Regions from separate parts of the Mus musculus genome. Here all the other regions are linked to region 1. Evidence: chromatin loops called from intact Hi-C (ENCODE). Cell type or tissue: heart. All regions are shown on one strand. Region 1 holds the start of Gm52667 (a long non-coding RNA gene). Region 2 has its middle 80 kb from the start of Gm24869. Region 3 overlaps Pde4b (phosphodiesterase 4B, cAMP specific). Region 4 has its middle 66 kb from the start of Gm52667.

Region 1 (5,000 bases):
CAGGTTGCATCAAATATCACAAAATAAGGGACCACACAACAGCTGCTGACGCTGTGAGGCAGGCAAAGCCACTGCAGAATATTCTCTGTAAATCCCAGAGTGATTTGGAGAAGTTACGCAGTGAAGCCCCCAACATGGGGAAGCGGCTGGGTGTTACATCAACCTGGAAAGTCCCAGCTTGAGAGAAGTCAGAAAATATTAGTTAAAACCCCAGGGCGGCTTCTCTCTTTACTCCCCACCGAGGTGAACTCTGAGCTAACATTTTAGAGCGGGCTCACTTCTGCTCTGTTACTGATCAGTCCATGAGAGAGTTTCAGAGTAAGAAGGACCCTACTGCCACCATACACACACCAGCATCTAAGGATGCCCTGTTTCCTCTGTCATGGTGCTTTGAAGAGGAGCCAGCAAGCTCTGTTCCAAAGAGATGCTTTTCCCCCAGGAAAGAAGGGAGGAAAAGTTCAATCAGGAATGCACCTTGGGCTGACAGGGTAGGTGGGGTACAAAGCCTCTTCCAGCCTCAGAAATGTAGGACAATAGGACAATACCTTAAGCTTGAGTTGTAGGGAGCTTTGAAGGTATACTCAGAGGGGTGCAGTAGAAGCAAGCCTTTCCCTTCAAGTACACCTATGTAGATGTAGATAAATATATAACTGCACAATTTCTACCACACACACACAGAGACACACACAGACACACACCCCTGCACACAGACACACATACACTTGTACACCCTTCTACACACACACACACACACACACACACACACACACACACACACACACACATCCATACAGTTAAAATCTGCATGAAAACGTGTAAACAAGCAGAAAACAACTAGCAACAACCCTCACTATATAAATTAGCACTCTGTCCAGATGTTAATTAAACAAATGGGATAATGATAGATAATTAAAGCTCCCCAAAACCAAGTTTGCTTTTGTTTTTCTGAATATTGTAAATAAAATCAGGGTGGTGTTTTTTTTTCTTTTTTCTTTCTTTAGTATAGGTGTATTTTAGTTTTAAATGATTTTCACCTTTAAAATTAGGAAAAACAAAACCCAACTTCCTGTGGTAGAAGAACAAGTATATTGTATCCTTCTTTCTTCTTTTTCTAAGTCTCAGACCATGTCAGCATCACAAAGGACGTGTTATAAACCCCCAAATGCCCTTATTCCCAGCAAGAAATTGTCAGACTTGAAGGAAATTTGTGTTCTCATTTAAAAAAAAAAAAAGCGATGGATCTACTTTCTCGTCAAACACGTGTCTACTGAACGGATTAAACTGTGGCAAGACTCAGACAGACTTTAGTTTTCTACAAACCATTATATATTTTAAAAGGCACTTACATTCGTAAAACGATCTGGAAGCAACGCAGATACCTCTAACTTATATTCGATAACGCACAAATTCGGAAACGTGTTTCTGGGCATTAACACCGACTAAGAAATTTCAGCTTACTGTGGTAGCAAGGTACGAGCAAAGAAAGTGCTGCCGCACTTCGACCAAGTCAACAGACAGGCTGCTGCCTGGCGCTCCAGTTGTAGTTAGTGAAAGAGGTGTCCTTACCTTGTTTGAAGCCATCTCGCTGACAGAGCGGTAGGTCTGGATGGTCTCTAGCTGGTCTAGGCACCAGTCTAGTTCCTCCAGCGTCTCCATTGCTAGTTTCTGATATGATTCTTCTGGAAACAAACACACAGACAGGTAGTTAGGCTGCAGTGGCTGCAGGCTGGCCATAGCCGAGTCTCCTCCACCTCGGCTGCTCGCGGCGCCACTGACGGTGCCCCCTTGCTCCTTCATTGTTTGCTTGCCGACTCCTTGCTTCCAAGCTCTTTCTGGTGCTCTGCCCGGGACAGGGGGGTGGGGTGGCGGGTGCCAAGTTTTCACCCCCTCGCCGGGATGAGGTGTCAGTGATCTACCAAGAAACTTCCTCAGAGGAAGAAGGCGGGAACCTGCGCCCAGACGCTCATCTGCATAACTGTGCCCTAAAACTCAGGGCAGAGCAGAGTTTTCTCAGGCTACTTCTGCCTTAGTCATGCCAGGGCTCTGTGGGGTGTGTGATGTCATTTCTGAGTGTTTGCAGTCCTGAGGAGAAATGAGGGAGGCTTTCCCCCTCTTTGCTTTTCTTCTAAATGAAACCTGCTCGCTACGGCCATGTGGGGGCAAATGTTGGGCTGTGCTGTTCTCAGGCAGGACAGTCATTCATTCTGGGGAAAAATGCTTCAGGTGGGTCACTGTGAACTCTCAGCAGCACTGACCCGGACAAGCCCGAGGCATAGACTTCTCTCCCTTAACCTAGAGGTAAAATGAGGTCTCCCATGATAAGACTCCAGTCTAGAGAAGCTGTCTGGAGTTTTACGTGAACATGTTTATTGGCCTGGGAGTCTTGTGGCTCTTGTTATAATAAACAAAGCCAAGACTTCCCTTCTGGTCGTGCCAGGGTCACAGGGAAACTCTGAACTGGACTTTCAGGTGGAGCCAGATGTCAGGCTTTGCACTGATGCTAGGGGGTCTCCTTTATTTATTGCTTTCTGGGAAATTCTCAAAGTGTTCCATACAAAACAAAACTCCCACAAAAACCAACCAAATGAATAAACAAACAAACAAACAAACAAACACCCCCCCCCAAAAAAAACCCAGTGCATTCAAGATCATATATCTAGCTGTGATTGGAAAGCTATTTTTCACTTCTCAGGACAAGTCACTCCATAGCCAACCGTTTGTGGGTCTCAATAAATACCTCAGGGTATTGACTTAAGACCTAGGTTAATAAACACTGAATTCATGTTATAATTTTAAGTGAATTAATGAAGCTTCAGATATATAAAGCGGGCAGATTCCCCACATAGGCTGAGGAATAGCAGCTAATTACCACACATTCCAGAACACAAGCATACAACAGCCACTGATAAGATATAGCAGTCCTGCGGGCTTTAGCATGCTTATTCGGTGGTTTCAACCGTGTTTACAGAGAGGCCTCAGTGAAACCACACAGCCTTTCTTATCAGACGAAGACTTTTGTGTGTGTGGCATCAAATACCTGACACAGAAAGAGGAAGAAATGAAGTGGGATTCCAGGGAAACAGAAAGGCCTGTCCACGGATGCACACTTTACAGAATCAGGACTTTGTTTATCCCTGCAGTATGCACACACTTCAGGGTAAAAGAGGGGTTAAAAACTCAACATCCTGTATGTCAAACTTGAAAACCCACAGAAACCCCGGAGGTGGCTTCCTCCGCCTTCTTTTCCACGCTCCTCAATGCATAAACATGAATTTAGGTGTTTTCAATAAAACTCATTTCAAGCCAGGCTTGCACATACCTTGCCTCTCTTCCTCTTCACCTTTGTAACGCTGTCTCAACTCCAAGATTCTTCTCTCTCTCTCTCTCTCTCTCTCTCTCTCTCTCTCTCTCTCTCTCTCTCTCTCTCTCTCCTAGAGCACCCTTCCTCCCCTGTTTCCTAAGAACACTTCTTCAAGAAAGCTTTGCCTGAAGGGACAGGGCCTTCCCACCCTACTCCCTGCCTCTAATAAAAGAAAAAGTCCAACCACTTCCCAGCCTGCTTGGGCTTCACTGCCTTGGTGCCTTTTGCCATCACCACCTGCAGCCTCTGTAACTGGGACCAGACTTTCAGCCGGCCAGCCAGAAGGGGAGGAGTTTGCTCAAAGCTGTTGGAATCAGCAGATATGCAAAATGACTGTAAGATAAAACAGCACGGGGCGCATTTCTCCACGAAGTGGAAGAAGGGATCTGATTTCCACTCCAGCTTTGCACAGGAATTAGAGAATCCTACCAGCAGAAGCACTTCAAAATGCCAGCCTCTTCAGAGCTATACCACAGTACCTGGTCTCTGCAAGCGGGGTGTGTGCAGTGTTGGTACTGTGGTAGGTAGGTGCATCCTTGGGTGTTTGTGCCTGGATAACAGACCCTGTATCTTTGTCTTTTTCTCTTCGGGGCCCAGGCCAACCACAATATTTTTTTAAGCAGACTGCTCCATTTAAAAATTCCATTGAATTGGTCACTTTCCAAATTCTTTTCCCCTCATAATAGCTGTTTATTGTGTATTAAAATATTTTTATTAATCCTTTTGTAATTTCACACGTTGTCTCCATACATGTATTTTCCAAATTCTCATCCTACAGTCAAGACTCCATACCCTGCTTGTCATAACTAAGGCAGAGGGCACAAATACAAGTGAGAGGGAGGGATGTCCTCACACTTGTTTCTCAAGGCTGGAACCAGCTCAGCACTAACACTTGCTCCTAAGGGTTATAACTAGCTTGGCACCAGCCTCCACCTTGTAGCTTTGGAGCCCTGGAACCATAATAGCCAGTGGTGAGACCCCAGGAGACACTCAGATGACACCTTTACAAATGGAGATTAAAAATGCCTGCCCAAGCTGTTTGCAGAGTCTTGGCACCTGGAGGCAGGGCAGCTTACAATGCAATGTGGTGAGGAAACACCATTGCTGAAGCAAGGACCAGGCAGACCAGCTTTCTCTCTGAACACTCACTGTGTGATCCTAGACTTCTATGTCCTAACTGTAAAAGGAGATATGAGTGTTCACGTTAGGAAGAGAACAGATAAGAGGCTGGGAGACCGTGCTTATGAGAGAGGCCAGTGCTCAGCAGGGAGGTGAGCAGGGAGGAGCAGCACTTAGTACTAGCAAGCAAAGAAACCCAAAGGTCCAGCGTGGACTACAAGGGTGGGAGGAGGAAGAGGAAGAGAGAGCAGAACTGTACTTTAAGCGGGAGGTTTTTCAGCAAAGATATGTAGCATTTTGCAGGGCCTGGGGCAAAATGGAAGTGTCAGGCTTCTGGGGGGGGGAAAAACAAAAAACAAAAACAGCCAAAGGGTAAAGCATGGTGTTTTCCTTCCTTCTGCATTCTCTGCCCTTCCCCTACCCTGAAGTTCTTATTTCAAAATACTGTTAGACGCACAGAAAAGTTTCAAAGATCCTAGCGTGCCTCCATTCTTGCCTCTTACTTTTCTCCTTGCTAACA
Region 2 (5,000 bases), 87 kb before region 1:
TGACATGCCAGAGCCCACCGCTATGGACTATATTCTTTCCATGTCTCTTGCTCCCTCCAAAGGCCAGTCTAACAACTTCTACCTTTTAAACACATCCACAGATCTATATTCTTATATTTTTCTGTTGTTTGGTGAGTCCCAGGTTTCCTGGGATCTGCTGTAAAGATAAGGACATAATTCATCAAACTCAGAGTTCCGCTGTCCTCACCCTTACATTCCTCATGCAAGCTCATTGTTGAGAAGTTACCTTCTTAACCCCCACATCACTTTGTCCCTTTGCATGTGTGCAACCAGCTTCCTCTGACGGGACTCTAACAATGCTCATATTTGTTCCCTCCATCTATGCCTCTAAGTCATATATTCATACATACAATTATTGGTCCCCCTAATGTGCAGAGTATCGAGTGCACACATCAAAGTATGCACTTGGACATAATAAGTGCTTTGAGTAAAGAATGATTATAGTCTCTCTGACCCCCCCCCCTAACTTTCCTGTCCATCACTCAAAGGGAGCCGAATCAGAAGAAAAAGCCTTCTCTGAAGATCTGCCCAAAAATAACTCTCTGCAAAGGGAGCATGGTCTCCATATAATCCCTCTTTAAAATCCTACCCACAAAAGAAGATGGATTCACAAAAGAAGGCCAATGCTACATTGTTACAGGTTACATCCCAGGGCTTCTCCAAAACAGGGTTGGTTGCCCAAGAGACTTCTGCACGGCAAGGCAATCTTCAGCATTCCCACTTCCTCATCGTGCACTTGCATAACTTGTAGCTATTTCTCTGCTAGAATGCCTAAGCCCACTCTGTTTTGTAACTAGAAACCTTTTTAAAAACTTCAGTCAGGCTGGGAATTCCTTGAGTCTTATAATCCCCACACTCACATCTATAAGTCACATAATTCAGTGTCAATATATTTCATAGACTCCATCTTTGAGCCTTTGGAGGGCCCAGAGAGAGTTTATCTCATCCCTATACCACTTGAGCTTTGTGAGAGGTAGCTCCTTTAAGTTGCTTTCCAATTCTATAATTGTGTCTTCAGCTCTGCTCTCTCTGTTGGCTCATTCATTTATTTGTATTTGTAATCTATAAGTTTTATGTAGCTCTTTCTAGAATTTGCCTTGATGTTTTTATATTTTTCTTGTCTTTTTTTTTTTTTTTGCTAGTATTATCTACTCTTTTTTTTTTAATCTCTTTTACTCTTTTACACATGACTTTTGAACTCTTTATCAGGACATTCTCATATCTGTGGGTTTTGAGATTGTCCAGATTTTCATTTCTTTCTCTCTGTATTTCTTGTGTTTATTTAATTAAGCTGTTGACTACACTATTGGATCTAAGTTGTATGATCTAAAACCCTAGTTGGGTGGCAATTGCAGAGTGACATCAATACTTAGTTCCAGGCAGTCAAGCCTCCTCAGGCTCACTGATAACTCACAATGCATTAGTCTGTAACTGTCACTATTTAGTTCATAGATTTATTTTCCTTCACTCCCACAAATGCATCAATACACTAAAATCATGTCTATTATATTAACATAACTATTCATTTGATGATATTTCACCTGGAAGGTCCTATAAAATACACCCTTTTCCTCATATACCATTCTCCCAGAAGTTGATATATATATATGTGTGTGTGTGTGTGTGTGTGTGTGTACCTTTGACAAGTTAAAGGTTAAGGATTTTGATAGTCTAGAATCCTAAGGAATTTTGCCTCCATGTTCTAGAAGGGTAAGACACCTTCTAGTTCTCTAAGGCCATTCCCTCCACACTCTATTTTTCCAGTAAGAGAAACAAAGGCTAGGGATAAAATAACACTTCCATTATAAACAATGAATACTTATTCCAAATTACTTCAGCAATTGAAAAACAAAGACATGATTAGAACTTTGTACTGGAAAGCAAGACATTTTTTTTTTCTCAGTTTAATCTGGAAGTTTGTGAATTAGAGTCAGAAACACATCCAAAGGCGACATCAAAGAGGAAGCTGTCTTAACAGCTGGCTGTGTGGCCCGTACAGGTCACCCAGGGTGACAGGCAAGGGCGCCTTCTCCGCGTTTTAGGAACAAAACATAATCTCACCCATCGCAAGTGTGGTTGCCACTTAGAAAATAGAATCATAATAAAGAGGAAGTAAAGAAGTTTGGCTTATTGTCTGCTGTTCTGGACTTGGACATATGGTTTCTCTTCAGGCACCATACTTTGTGCTTTTTAATCACTGATGTTTTCTCCAACAGTATGTGGGTTATTTGCCTATAATCTTAGTATTGGGAGGTCCAGGCAGGAAGATTGCCAGGTTGAGGTCAGCTTGGGATGCATAATGAGGTCAGTGCCAGACTGAGTCACATAGCAACACCTTGATCCCCAACACTCCAAATCTGAGGATGCAGCTCAGTGAGTAGAGTGCTTGCCTTGCATGTCCATAGCTCTGGGTCTGATCTCGACTGCCAGATAAAGAAAAAAAACAAAAGAAAAATAACAACAGAAGGTAAAATGAAGAGCCAGAATTAGCACTCAGGAATTAGCTTTCTCAGACTGCTGTCAACTGGGGGTTCATCATCCAGGAAGGTTTTTCAAAGCTCTCTCCCCCCTCAAAAAATACTCACATACAGACACTAGGCTTTAAGTCTGTACGTTTTAAGACTCTGAGATGATGAGGTCACTGTGGGTCATAGAAGAAGGAAGGAGAAGAATCTGTCTTCTCGGAACTGAAGACAGAATTAAAAATAAAGACAGGACACAAGAACCATTTTTAGGTGCAATATTGCTTTTCTGCCACTGGATGGTGGTGTAAAACCACTCATGCACACAGAAACAAGGGCTTCCTTTCCGGCCTGCCAAGCAGGTTCACTTTGGTCTTAATTTTTACAAACAACCTCAGTGTGGATGCTATACAGTTTCTCCTTTCTGAGCAAAGTTAGATCCATTTTCAAAGTTTTGCAGTGACATGCCTCCTAAAGTCAGGTCCACACTGAGGTGGTTTATCAGCCCTGACACTAGGAAGACAGACGTATCTATAGAATAAGTTTTCTCGGTTTTGACCAGGGTGGTAGTATAAATTAATTATTAGAAAACAAGGAAACCAGTGACTCTCAGATTTGGGTCCATTCTTAATAAACTCATGCATGATTTTTCTTAAGTAGAAATATTCAAACTTGACTATCAACAAGCCAAGAAATCTTCAGAGACCATTCTAAGCATCAAGGTGGGATGTTAGTGGTGGCAGTGGTATGTGAGCGTGTGTCTGGATGTGTAATGAATGTGTTTTGTATGTGAGTATGGTGTGGGTGTATGGATGTCTGTGTCTCTGTGTGTGTACATGTGTTGTATATGTGTATATATGTATGGTATGCGAGTATGGTATGGGTATATGGAGGTGTGTGTGTGTTGTATATGTGTATATGTGTGTGTTATGTGAGTGTGGTGTGGAGGTGTGGGTATGTGAGTTAGTGGTTGGATGACAAGTATGTGAAAGGGGAATGAAAGCAAAACCACGTCTTTCATTTATTTTGAAATTCAGTTCTTCTATGTTGGGGTGGGGTCTGTTCTAGTTTTCTTCTTGGAAAAGTAATTGTTCATTAGAAGAAGACTTAAGCAAGCTATGCAGCTCAGTTTCCCTGCTGCCCCCTCCAGCTCTTACTTTTGTAGTTCTAAGCTCCCTAGCTACATGGCTGAATTTTTCTCTCTTGCCTGCTCACAGGCATACCATGAGGCTGTGGGGTTCCAGACCAGCCTAAAATCAGCAATCTGTGGCTTCGTGCTCACCTGAAACCCTTCTTCGTTTGCTCTTTTTGGTTCTGTCTTCTTGCTGTCACTATTAACTGTGGCTTCTTGACCCAAATCAAGTCACCACGCCAGGCAAGCGCTTTTGGGGAAGGACTGGAGAGACCCAGAGATTACATGGGACTAGGTGTAATTATAGAGAAGAAAATACGGTCTTCTTACAGAGAGCAAGAGGAAGTACGCAGACAGATCCTGAATGTCAAGGCCCTTGAGTGAGAACTCACCACGCTAGGGCAGGCTGTGCACAGAGGCAGGAACAAAATGCACAGAGAAGGGGGCAGAGAGCAAGTGAGAAGATGATGGGAAACTATCAAGTATGTTCTGAGAGTTCATTATGTGCTGACTCTGGGGACATAGAGAGGTCTGTAATAAAATCTCGGGAGATGAGAGGCAAATGTATAATTGGAAGGCTACCAGTTTATCCACAACTGTTTTGAGAGTAAAAGGGATAAAATACTAGGACAAGTCGGAAGAAGCCTAATGCTGGCTGGTTTGAAAGGCTTCCTGGAGGTGCTGACACCACCCAGAGACTAAAGTCACGTTTGTTTGTTGCCTGAAAGTGCTTATGACACATCAAGGGCCCATTTTCACCACTCACCTTTACCTCTAGACCTATAACCTAGGTTTGGTTATAGTATTAGACCTACAACCAGACCTAGAGCTCACTGGGACCCTAGAAGTAAGGAACAGAGTGCAACCAATGAGGAGATGCATTATACCCTTAAAGAACTTGACTTTTTTAATTCACACAAACAGACATGTGGAGAATATTTGTGGGAATGAGTATCAAGCACGTGGGAGGATGATGGAAGAAACACAGGCTGGATCAGTTTGTTGATACATGAGCAGTGAGCAGAGAGTTCCAGTTTTACTGATGCAGCAGACATAGTTTTAAAAGGGGCTAAGAGTTTATATGTTTGACTTAAAGACTGCATCAAAAGACGGGTACTATGAAAGAATTGAGCATGACTGACATGTCTTGGCTTAAGGTTGATCATGGGATTCAAAGGCTCAGAAACGATAGAATGATGGACAGGATTTGCTATTTGAAGCCTATTTTCCACAGTACGAGGGCCCAAAAGATGTCTTGTTGATAAAAGGATAGAAAACAGATTTGTGGGCTGGGAGACAGGTCACTCAGGAAAGCACTTAGCATGGAAGCATTCATTGTTTAATCACCGGAAACTATATTTATGTGTGCCACGGCATGCAACTTA
Region 3 (5,000 bases), 58 kb after region 1:
GTGATAGCACAGCATCCAATCTCACAACCCAGAGGGTGACTAAGGAACGTAGGGGCAGTTAGTTCATAAGGCATGGATCTGCAGAGTGAGCCGACTCACCCCAGCCAGAGGGATCGGGATGCAATGTCATCAAGACACTCAAAGGCCATGTGACTGTAAGCTTATGAATTTCCCTCTCTGTGGGATTTTCACTTTATTACTTTTGGACCAGGTTGACTAAAGATAATTGAAATCTTTAAAAAACTGAAACTGAAGATAAGGGGCACGGGGAAGGGGTATATCATATTACCATGGAGGAGAAGTCAACCTGAAAGTTCCATGGTGCTTTCTGTTCTGGTTCCCTGCTGATACCAGAAGTCCTGGATTCTTAGCTCTCCCATTCTGACCATCTGCAACGCACTAGGCCACACGAGGCACGCTGAGGTCATGTGATGCATGCTCTAGAAAGCCAATTGCAGTTTTCTCATTGTTTTGCCTGTGTCAAGTCACTTAATCCATATAAGTAGCTTATAGGGCATGTGCACTCTTTGCATACTAATTAGCAAGTGAAGCAACTGAGACTAGGAGAGATTAAGTAATTTGTCCCAAGGTCACAAGGTAGTCAGAGCTAGAATTTGGAACGGGTAGTCTAGCTCAGTCATAACCAACATGGCCTTTCTTATTTACTCTGAGAATTTACTCTACAATAACAATAATATTTCTCCAGATAAGAAACCAAAGTTTTGGAGAATAATTTACTGGAGAGACTGATCCAGATTCCGAACTCAGTCCATCTTGGTAAGTTATTAAGTACCCATTCTGTAGCCCTGTGGTGGGTACTGAGAGAATGTTATCGTTTATTATGATAAGCTGCATGTATTTAGTCATTTTGCTTCTTTCTATTTCTTATAACTTTGTTACTTCATGCTGAAATGATAGCACAGGCTTCACTTCACGTGCTTTGAGCGTCACATGCCATCAAGGTTAGCCAGGGATTTCAGCACTGTGCGCATGTTCTGAGAGTCAGCAGAGATGTAGGCAAGCCTGAACAAAGCAAAGGAAGCAGCCGAGCTCCTCCGATGTTTCGGACTCAAGCTTGGGCAATCATTCACTGCTATTTGCTCATTCCATTAGTGTTTACTGGGCATCAGTTAGGTTTTACATTCTTAGTTGGAAGCCCAAAACTAGAGGATTTGTCTATGCATTTGAGATACTCATGCTTCGGTTAGGGAAGAAAACAAGATATTTCAAGTACTATTTTTGAGATTTTGAGACACTGATTAAAAGTTTCTGAGATAATAATTGAATAGGACATTATAGGGACATAATCTGAAGATGTCAGATAAGTAGTCTCAAATGATAAAAATGTACATTCCAGATGGAAATGGATAAATCATGTGGTATTTTCTAAATATATACTATATACCAGGCCTTTTATTGAAAATACATGTTTATTTTAATCGTCACTCAAGAATTGAAGAAGCAAAAAAAACATATACAGCCCTGGGAAAAGAGTCAGTGTGGAAAGATAGGAGGCAGGAGGCTGGCATATTTATCTCACACAACCATGAATTGAGCAATGTAGGGGTAAGGCAATAAGGGAGACAAGGACACATGCACTCACGCACACATGCATGCACGCACGCATGCATGCATGCACGCACGAATGCACATACACTCCCACACATGCACACTCACACACACCACCCAAAATCAAAACAAGACAATAACAAAACAATCAATAATGGGGCTTAGAAGAAGCATGCTAGATCAGAAAGAAGGTTGGGTCAGAACGTGCAAACACTGTGGACAACAAACCACGTTGGAAGATGACCATAATGTTTTGGGTACAGGAAAACAAAGTCCTTTATGCCGGGAGAGAAGAAAAGACTAGAAAGAAGTGGTTAAAGGAGCTGGCTGTCCTGGCAATGAGAGAGAAATGGATGAAGACGGTGCAGTTTTGGTTCTCCCAAGCCAGGAACTGCAGAACAAGGGAACAGAGCAGGGAGGACATGGAACCTGGGTCTCCACGTAACTCAAGAAGGGTTACCAAAAGTTTCAAGTGTCTAGCATTTCTATACACCCCAGTGATAAATAAAGGAAGGGAACCATCCATGGACTGGAGGGGCAAGGACTGTAGTAAGAAGTAAGTTTTATAGCCTGCATGGTAGATGAAGGGAGCCAGATCTGAAGAGATGATGAAGGTAGCTTTCTGGCTCTGAGCCTCAGTGGTAGAAAAGTCCAGGTGTGGAGCGAGTCCTTGGCAGACATTCCAGCTGCAGCTCAGGTAAACAGAGCCTGCAGGCATTCCCAGGAAGAGGCAGCTGTGTCCCGAAGGGCTTTTCTCCGACAGGCCTGGAAGCTGCTACGTGATCGGGCTTGAGGCGGGCAGCAGCTGGGGTTTGGGAGGACACAGGCACGTGGATAGCCTCCTGTGGGTACACTGCTGCAGATGAGACAGCCCTGAGAACCAGTTTGTCTTCCTGGCTTCCTCCTCCACCCTTCGCTACAGAGGCTCAGTGCCACAGCCCGAAACAGCTGCAGAAAGATTGATTCAGAGATGAGGGCTACAGCTTTGAGCCGTGCAGAGGCAGCAGAAAAGGCAATCTGTGTGCCTCTTTGAAGGACGCTGTTTGTTTAAGGATCCAAACGTCAAACAACTTCAGTAGCAGACAACAGTGATTTGGCTAGAACAATGTATGCCCCTGAATTAACATCAAGATGGGCTGAACAGAGCAAACTAGAGACTCCTTTTTTTCAAAGTTCAGTATCTTCCTCTATGGTCTCAATTACAGGAGATCCATTTGTGCACAAAACATTTAGGCAATAATATCTGGGTGTCTTTTGGAGTCTACTGTAACCAAAGAGAAAGAAAGGCCGGAACAAAATGCAAAGGGCAAAAAGAAACTGTTTGGAGACAGTCGGCTACAGTGTAAACTTTTCGTTCTCTCTCATAGCAAAACCTGATGGCTGTCTTTGAAAAAAAAAAAAAAAAGTGTCTGTATCTAGGTCCCTGGCAGTGATTTGCCTCTGGGAGGGCCAGCAATCTATTTAATGACTCCATTGACGTCAATGGCATAACTGAAATACTTACTAACATGCATGATTCCAGCTTTCAGGGGGAGGGGGTGGACAGTGTCTCTCAGCAGCGCGAAAACACGATGTGGAGTCTGTGAGGAACGGACTTGGCTCTTTCTGCAAATGCTAAGGGACTAGATGCTGCTGGTCCCCCAGGTCCTGATTAATATGAGGAAAAAAAACTTTTCCTGCTAAATGAAGAAATTAATTCTGAACAAGGGAACGTGGCCACTAATAAGCAAGACCTTATTTTTAGCTGTGTTTGCTCAAGGGAACAGTTTTTACCATTCTCACTTTAGCTGCCTTACTAATGATTTTGCAGTTAGCCATCCTTAAATTTAGACATATATGAAATCATTGCAAATCATTGCAGGCAGTTCAGCGTCCATGTTCTGGGGTAAATGTTTATAGGATGGCTATTTTAGACAAAACAGGCTCTTTCAAACCATTTGGGGCACTATCTTGAGAATTTCCCAGCTTTTCTGGTATAGTTCTATTTTATGACTTCTATTTGTATATAAAGGCTCTTTATATATGGGTGTAACTGAGCCGATTGTCCCAGAATTCCAGGTTACACACATCATACCGAACACTGAAGAAAATGTCTGCTATTTTTATTTTTCCCCTTTTCTTTTTTGTAATTTCCTTCGGGACCTCCTTTGTCCTGAGTGGCCAGGGTCTTTGATAAGATGGTTGATCTTATTTCTGTTTGCCCGTGTGTTGTAATCCTGCCTGACTGTTCTTGCTTAATGCAGAAACGAAGTAAAGGTTCAGCTTGTGCTGGCCTCCCTCTCCAGTCATCTGCCACGGATCAGTTTTCAAGCCTGAGCCATGGTCCTCAGAGAGACCTCTGCCCATATACAGCCGTCCCGCTCACATCCCAGGCCTGGCAGTTCTAGCAAAGCCTTGACTTTTCTGAGCTGTTCAGGGTCAGAGACCATGTACTGAGCCCCTGTTCTATTTCTTGAGCAAAATGTGCATCTGGCACATCTACTTGAATCTCAGAAATAGTCAAAGCTAAGTGAAGATGAGTGAGGAGTCATGTGGAGAAACAGGCTTCCTGAAAGGAGGTCTCTTCTACTCTTCATCAGTTGTATCATCATTCCTTCCAGAGTGGCCCTGAAGTGATGCTAGAAGACATGGCCTCCCTGGAGCTTGGGAAAAACCTTAATTAAGGCTGCTGTTGAGATAGGTCAGCACATTTTGTGCTTTACTGGAAGACTTCTGCTTCCTCATCCTATTTCTCCAAATACATTCTTTCCTTGAAATATATTTTAATTGACTCATGTTGGAAATCACTACAGTTAATGCTACAGACACCCAAGCTGTAGTCTGCGGTAGTCTGGCTTGGAGATCTCCGGGCAGCTCTTCAGATATCTCATCGACATGGTTGGCTGCCATTTTGGATGATCCATGAACTTCTGGGTTACTTTAAAAACAGCTCTATTACAAGTGGTGATAGTCATGATTTGCACCAATGGCTCTTAGTAAATTTTAGATGAAATAGTATGATAGAATACCCTACTCCACACGTTATTCTGGCTGCCACAAAATTCTATACTTGATGTATATATTGTTGTAAATTAAGTCATTTATGAGACTCAGAGGTGAGAGTTTCTAAAAAAAAATATGTTTCTAATCTTTTTGTGTAGGAAAAAAAATTCCTTCTGCAAACGCAGTGATCACCTAGCGATTTATTTTCTTAGTAGGTTCTCTCATGACATAGTCAAAAAAAGCGTAAATGAGATATATGCCCGAGCACAGGAATAAGGGTATGGGGAAAGCCTGGCAGTGGTTACATAACCGCACATATGTATACAAGTTGATTTGTTTCAATTATTTGATTTGGTTTTTCCTTTGGGAAATCTTGAGTTTTCAGTCTTCCATGTTGAATATGTCCAGGTGAAAGAATTCAAGTTCCTGCCTTGTTTTAGACTTAATTT
Region 4 (5,000 bases), 66 kb before region 1:
CTATAATTGCCTTCTGGTCTCAAATAAAAATCTAAAAACCCTCTGTACAAATTATTGTCTCTTGGAAAAAATTCCAAAACTCTCAGAACTGTCCTGAAATCTGGCTTTGAATTTGTGCATGGCTCTGCCTTCAGGTACTCACTGCCTCCTTGGAGGGTGTGGACGAATCTCACCTTGTTAGGGCAAGATTTACCTCAGCCTCGATGTAAAGACGGCCTACAGGGGGTGTGAGGGAGGAGGCACTAATACAGCAGAAGGATGGGTGTGATTCTTTGATTCCTTTATCTTCATTCCGTGTGCTTCACGTTAATGCTTAGGACAGCCACTGAATTCCAAAGACACACTAAGGACAGTGTGAATGGAATGCTGGTCTCCTTCAAATACCAGCACCATCCATAGGGTTATTAGACATAAGTCAAACCCCTTAAGCTTCCTGGACCCTCAGCTAGGCCTGTGTTAAGTGGGGGCTATTTGTTATTGTGAGTTTCATGAAGCCCGAAGGAGAGACTGCATGGGAAAGATTCTTTTCTTTTTTTCCAGTGGGACTTGTATTTCACTTCAAGGAAGGAAGCTGGCACTCAGCTCAGGGCTCTGTTTCATGTTAATCAGCTTTGTGTCCTCAAATTCTGGCCTACTGCCTGGGTTACTAGAGCTCAGCAAATGTTTATTGATGAAGAAATGACAGAGGGTTGTAATCACTTTGCCTGGAATTTCTTTGATATTTGATTCCAAGAATTGGAAATTACATCTGAAGTCATCTGTTCCATGCCTCTACAACTGGCCATACAGGAGAGGCCTTTTGGTGTGGAAAGACTGCTGCTCTAATGACCGGGTCAAAGGATGTCACTGCCGATCAACAGAGTCAACAGCACCAATGGGAGACAAGGGGGAGCAAGCCTGGCCCATCTTCAGGCGAGGCAGGCTACTTTCAACACATGCCCTTGTAAGACCCATCACTGCTAAAATCATGCTTCCATCTGTATCCTCCTGTTGGTTTATGGGATACTCCTCTTTATCCAATGCTGCTCTCCTCAACAGATACACATATTTTTTGTAAAGTCCACAGATTCCTAAACCAGGTGTTTACATTTTTATGGAAATCTATAAAATGGTTGACTTGCGCATATTTCAAACAGTTTAGAAATATAGCTCACAGCTAATGGAGCTTCCTGGGTAATTGTGAAGCTCAGAGAAGTTGCCATCAAATCTGAAGTCAAGGCTTTTTGTTAGATGGCAGTTCTAGTTTGTTCAGTCAGAGCGGCCTCAGTTGCTGCTTGGGTGGAGTAGGGGCAGAAAACTTTCCCCATGCTAGCCATCCTATGTGGGTTCATTTTAAGACTAGACTGGTCAAGTAGAGAATTATTGGTTCAGTGGAGTCTTGGCATGCAAGCAGGACACTTTCAATAATGGGCTAGAGCCTTTGTGGTTGTGCACGTCACCATAACTCACCATCTCCGATACATCTGTAAAGTGAGAATAGAAATGACTTGCTTCCCATTTCATGATCCAAATTAGTCCCTTGAAAACCTTTCAAACGATAACATATATCCTGTTTGAAGGGAATTTATAAATCAAATATATGATTTTAAGCTCCAGCGTCTGCCCATGCCAACAATGTACTCAGGCATCCACTGAGTTTTCTAGGGTCTTCAGAGCACTGTTTACTCTAAAGAAGGTAGTGATTCCAAATGGCAAGCTGCTTCTTCTAGCCTATAATAATCCCAGGTCACCTGGATTGTTCTGTCTACTACTAACTAATATATGCTATGTTATCAGCAAAGCTAGTGGCGTATCAATGCTATTGGAGTTGTACTGAAGGCCAGCGGAGGGGCTGGAAGAAGATATCGAAGCCTGGTTTGGGATACAGGTTGTGAGATGGTTTTGTCTCTCAGGAGAACTATAAGTGATGTGCTTGGTTAGAAACTCTGATAGAAGCAGCTGAGGAAAGGAGTGAGATTGGCATCACAGGTCATTTTGGTAGGGACAGGGCAGTCCCAAACATACTACAAACATCCCTGGGTGGGCCGGAACTCTAAGTCTACACACTGATACTGTCTACGTGAGCCCCTGAACTCTCTGCATGGTATATGATTGACTCTTTGGAATGTGACCAGAGCACGGCCTCTCACTCGTTCTCAAAAGATAAGAGAGGGGAAGCAAGGATAGTGAGTGGGTGGTGTTGACATACTGCCTTCCTCGTGTGGTCAGATGGGCTAGTAGAATGGTTAGGGGATGTTATATTTTTTTGCAGGAAAGACGTGGCATTATCTCAGAACCATCTGGTGGCAGTAGGAATGAGAAGGGACAGGAGGTTGTGAGCGGTGGTCACGTAGCCTTGTATTGCTGTTTGCAAACACCAACAATCGAGTCATTTCCTGCCAGAAGGTCAGGGGATAACTCAGTCTCAGGGAAAGAATAGAGCACTGGTGAGTGAGGGCAAGATCCTGCAGAGGCTGGAGGGGGTCTTCTGTCGAGAAAACTTGGAGACATGGAGATGAGTGAAACATCTTAGAATGTGGGCAAAATCTCTGAGTGTGTTGAATTTACATAGTCTTCCAATTAGATCTTTCCACAGGAGACAGATGTGAATTCATCTGAGTTGGTGGTGCGCGTCAGGGTCCGATGACATTGGTGACTCCCGTGGCTGCTGTTCCACCCAGACCTCTTGTTATATCCACTGTAACTATGATTGCAGGTTTGGAATAGCCTGCAATTTTAAGGTATTGAGATAGTTCACATAAAATACAGATTTGTGGCTACTCTTCAAGCAAGGAAGGGGCCATTTGGGTTGATGCTCTCATGTAACAACATCCGGCTGCGGCTGAGCAGCTGCTGTTTCCAGAAGCAACCACGTTCTGCTGGCCCACATTCCTCACTGACCACTTCACTCAGAGTTTCCGTGAGCCCCGTGTTTGTAGCTGCTTATCCACAACACAACCGCCGAGAAGGCTGCATGGCACTCACGTGTCCCAGACACAGCTTTCTCCCTGAACATTCCTACAGAGTGCTGGCAGCACGTAGGACCTTAATACATATTTGTTTAATAACAGAGAGGGAGGGAACATAGCTCTGTCAATGCAGGGCAGATCTGTGTTTAAACCTAAGCTGTTTGATCATGGGGGGAAGTTATTGAATTGTCTAAGCCTCTGTTTTCCTCATTCGTAAAACCAGGATAAAAACTCTCATCCTCTAGGGCTGTCTAAGAGAATATACACACACAGCCAGCACATAGTGGGCCCCCAATATATTGAATGCCTGAAATCATATTTATTCAAAGGACTGTATTCTATGGAACTTTGGTTGGAATAAAGTAAAAATTCATTTTTTTTTTAATCAAGCCAACAAGAGAATTGTGGAGAGCTAGAAAGGAATCTCACACTGTGGTAGAAAAAACCATTGCCTTGAAGTAAGGGCTGGGTGGGCAGAGACTGATGCCTTCCCCTGAGAGCAGCAGCATAATTCACAACCATAGAGAGAAAGCTGTTGGGAAACAGTCTTTAGGTTGGATTGACCTTAGAGACAAACACATCTTATACGTATTAAACACTTTTCTAGGCTTCTGAACATATCAGGGACCTTGATTTCTTCATCAGAAAAGGAAGATGATAATACCTATGGTGGGGGGGGGGGGGTTCTGTCTGATGACATACAAATCCATGCAACATGCTGGACACATTGGCCGGACAATGAATGCTCAGTAAGAGGTGCATGAATTTCTAAGAGAGGGGGAAGCATTGAAGGTCGCTGTCCTGAGCACATGACCCTTTGTTCTGTCACCTTAGTGAACAGCTCCTGGGCATCTGCTTTCTTTTCGGTTCCATTTAGGATTCTAAAATCCTTTCAGGATTATCAGTGTTGGCTGCTGACAGCCCATCACCAAATTCCTCTCTTGGACCCCATTGGAGAGGAGTTAGGGGAAGGAGCTGAAGGGGTTTGCAACCCCACAGGAAGAACAACAATATCAACCAACCAGACCCCCCCCAAAAAAGCTCCCAGGGACTAAACCACCAACCAAAGAGTACACATGGAGGGACCCATGGCTCTAGCTGCGTATGTAGTGGTGGATGGCCTTATCTAGCATCAATTGGTCCTGTGGAGACTTGATGCTCCAACACAAGAAAACGCTATGGTGGTGAGATGGGGGTGAGTGGGTGGGGGAGCTCCCTTATAGAAGCAGGGGTGATGGGGGAGGAGGTAGGGAGTTTAACTGGAAAGGGGGTTAACATTTGAAATGTACATAAATAAAATTACTAATAAAAAAGAATGTTTAAGAAAAAAGAATTCCCCTCTCTCAGCTAAGTAACAAAGGGGGCTCAAGGTGAGATGCATGGATCTCTCCAGAGAGAAGTAGAATAGAAGGACTGAGGTGACTGGGGAGAGGAACAGGATGGTCTAGGCTGGGTGGGGGTTGGAGGTGGAGGAAGAGCATACTGGGAGAAACCCCTGGAATTGGGGGACATTTGAGGGGCAATATAGAAACTTAATGCAGAGGAAACTCCCTGGAAACTACAAGAGTGACCCAAGTAAAGTAGCCTTGTAATGGTAGATGTAGAGCCTGAACCAGCCATGTTTTATAACTGGGAAAGACAGTGGGACTGGGACATCATCAACCCAGCCACAAAACCTTCTACCTTCTATGTCCTGCCTAAAAGATGAGCTGGGGTAATGGTGGCACCACTGAGCTTGTGGGAGTGACCAACCAATGACTGGTCCAACTTGAGGCCCACACCATGAGAGTGAGCCCACATCTGACACAGCATGGATTGCCAGGAACCAGGGGCTGGGCAATCCTGAGACCCAGGGATAGAACCAAATGGGTAAAAAAGTCAATGAAATGATTCCTAATAAGCCTCTGCTATACTCACAGATGGGTGCCTAGCCCAATTGTCGTCAGAGAGGCTTCATCCAATTGTCCAGCAACTGATGGGAGCAGGTGCAGTGACTCACAGCCAAACACTAGACAAAACCAGGGAACCTCGCCGAATAGGAGGAGGAAGGAG

What was found. A loop is a pair of places that touch in the nucleus more often than their neighbours do. Peaks named below come from ENCODE experiments on the same cell type or tissue, not always from the same donor. Only the 100,000 strongest peaks of a DNase experiment are listed, where the experiment ranks them.
Region 2: it touches region 1 in a loop (4-fold over the local background); 10 of 42 quality-filtered maps call a loop at or near these places.
Region 3: it touches region 1 in a loop (10-fold over the local background); 28 of 42 quality-filtered maps call a loop at or near these places.
Region 4: it touches region 1 in a loop (2.8-fold over the local background); 4 of 42 quality-filtered maps call a loop at or near these places.

What each region holds. Positions count from the first base shown.
Region 1 is chr4:102,567,445-102,572,444 of GRCm38, reverse strand. It overlaps Pde4b (phosphodiesterase 4B, cAMP specific), which reads right to left. Exons shown (of 15, transcript NM_019840.2): 6 at 1,567-1,679. Gm52667 (a long non-coding RNA gene) reads left to right here and starts at 3,019. Exons shown (of 3, transcript XR_003955081.1): 1 at 3,019-3,885. In heart, no CTCF peak of the experiment used is centred here; DNase peaks (open chromatin) are centred at 224, 1,964, 2,304 and 3,664; H3K4me3 peaks cover 3,962 bases; H3K27ac peaks cover 4,638 bases.
Region 2 is chr4:102,654,502-102,659,501 of GRCm38, reverse strand. No RefSeq gene overlaps it. Among named protein-coding and RNA genes, the nearest start is that of Gm24869, 80 kb to the left of the region's middle. In heart, a CTCF peak has its summit at 2,780 (motif pointing right); a DNase peak (open chromatin) is centred at 721.
Region 3 is chr4:102,509,140-102,514,139 of GRCm38, reverse strand. All of the region lies in intron 5 of Pde4b (phosphodiesterase 4B, cAMP specific), which reads right to left. It overlaps Gm52668 (a long non-coding RNA gene), which reads left to right. Exons shown (of 3, transcript XR_003955083.1): 2 at 707-777; 3 at 3,813-5,000. Among named protein-coding and RNA genes, the nearest start is that of Gm52668, 3.9 kb to the left of the region's middle. In heart, no CTCF peak of the experiment used is centred here; DNase peaks (open chromatin) are centred at 2,379 and 3,079; H3K4me3 peaks cover 653 bases; H3K27ac peaks cover 1,690 bases.
Region 4 is chr4:102,633,374-102,638,373 of GRCm38, reverse strand. No RefSeq gene overlaps it. Among named protein-coding and RNA genes, the nearest start is that of Gm52667, 66 kb to the right of the region's middle. In heart, no CTCF peak of the experiment used is centred here; a DNase peak (open chromatin) is centred at 2,893; H3K27ac peaks cover 1,462 bases.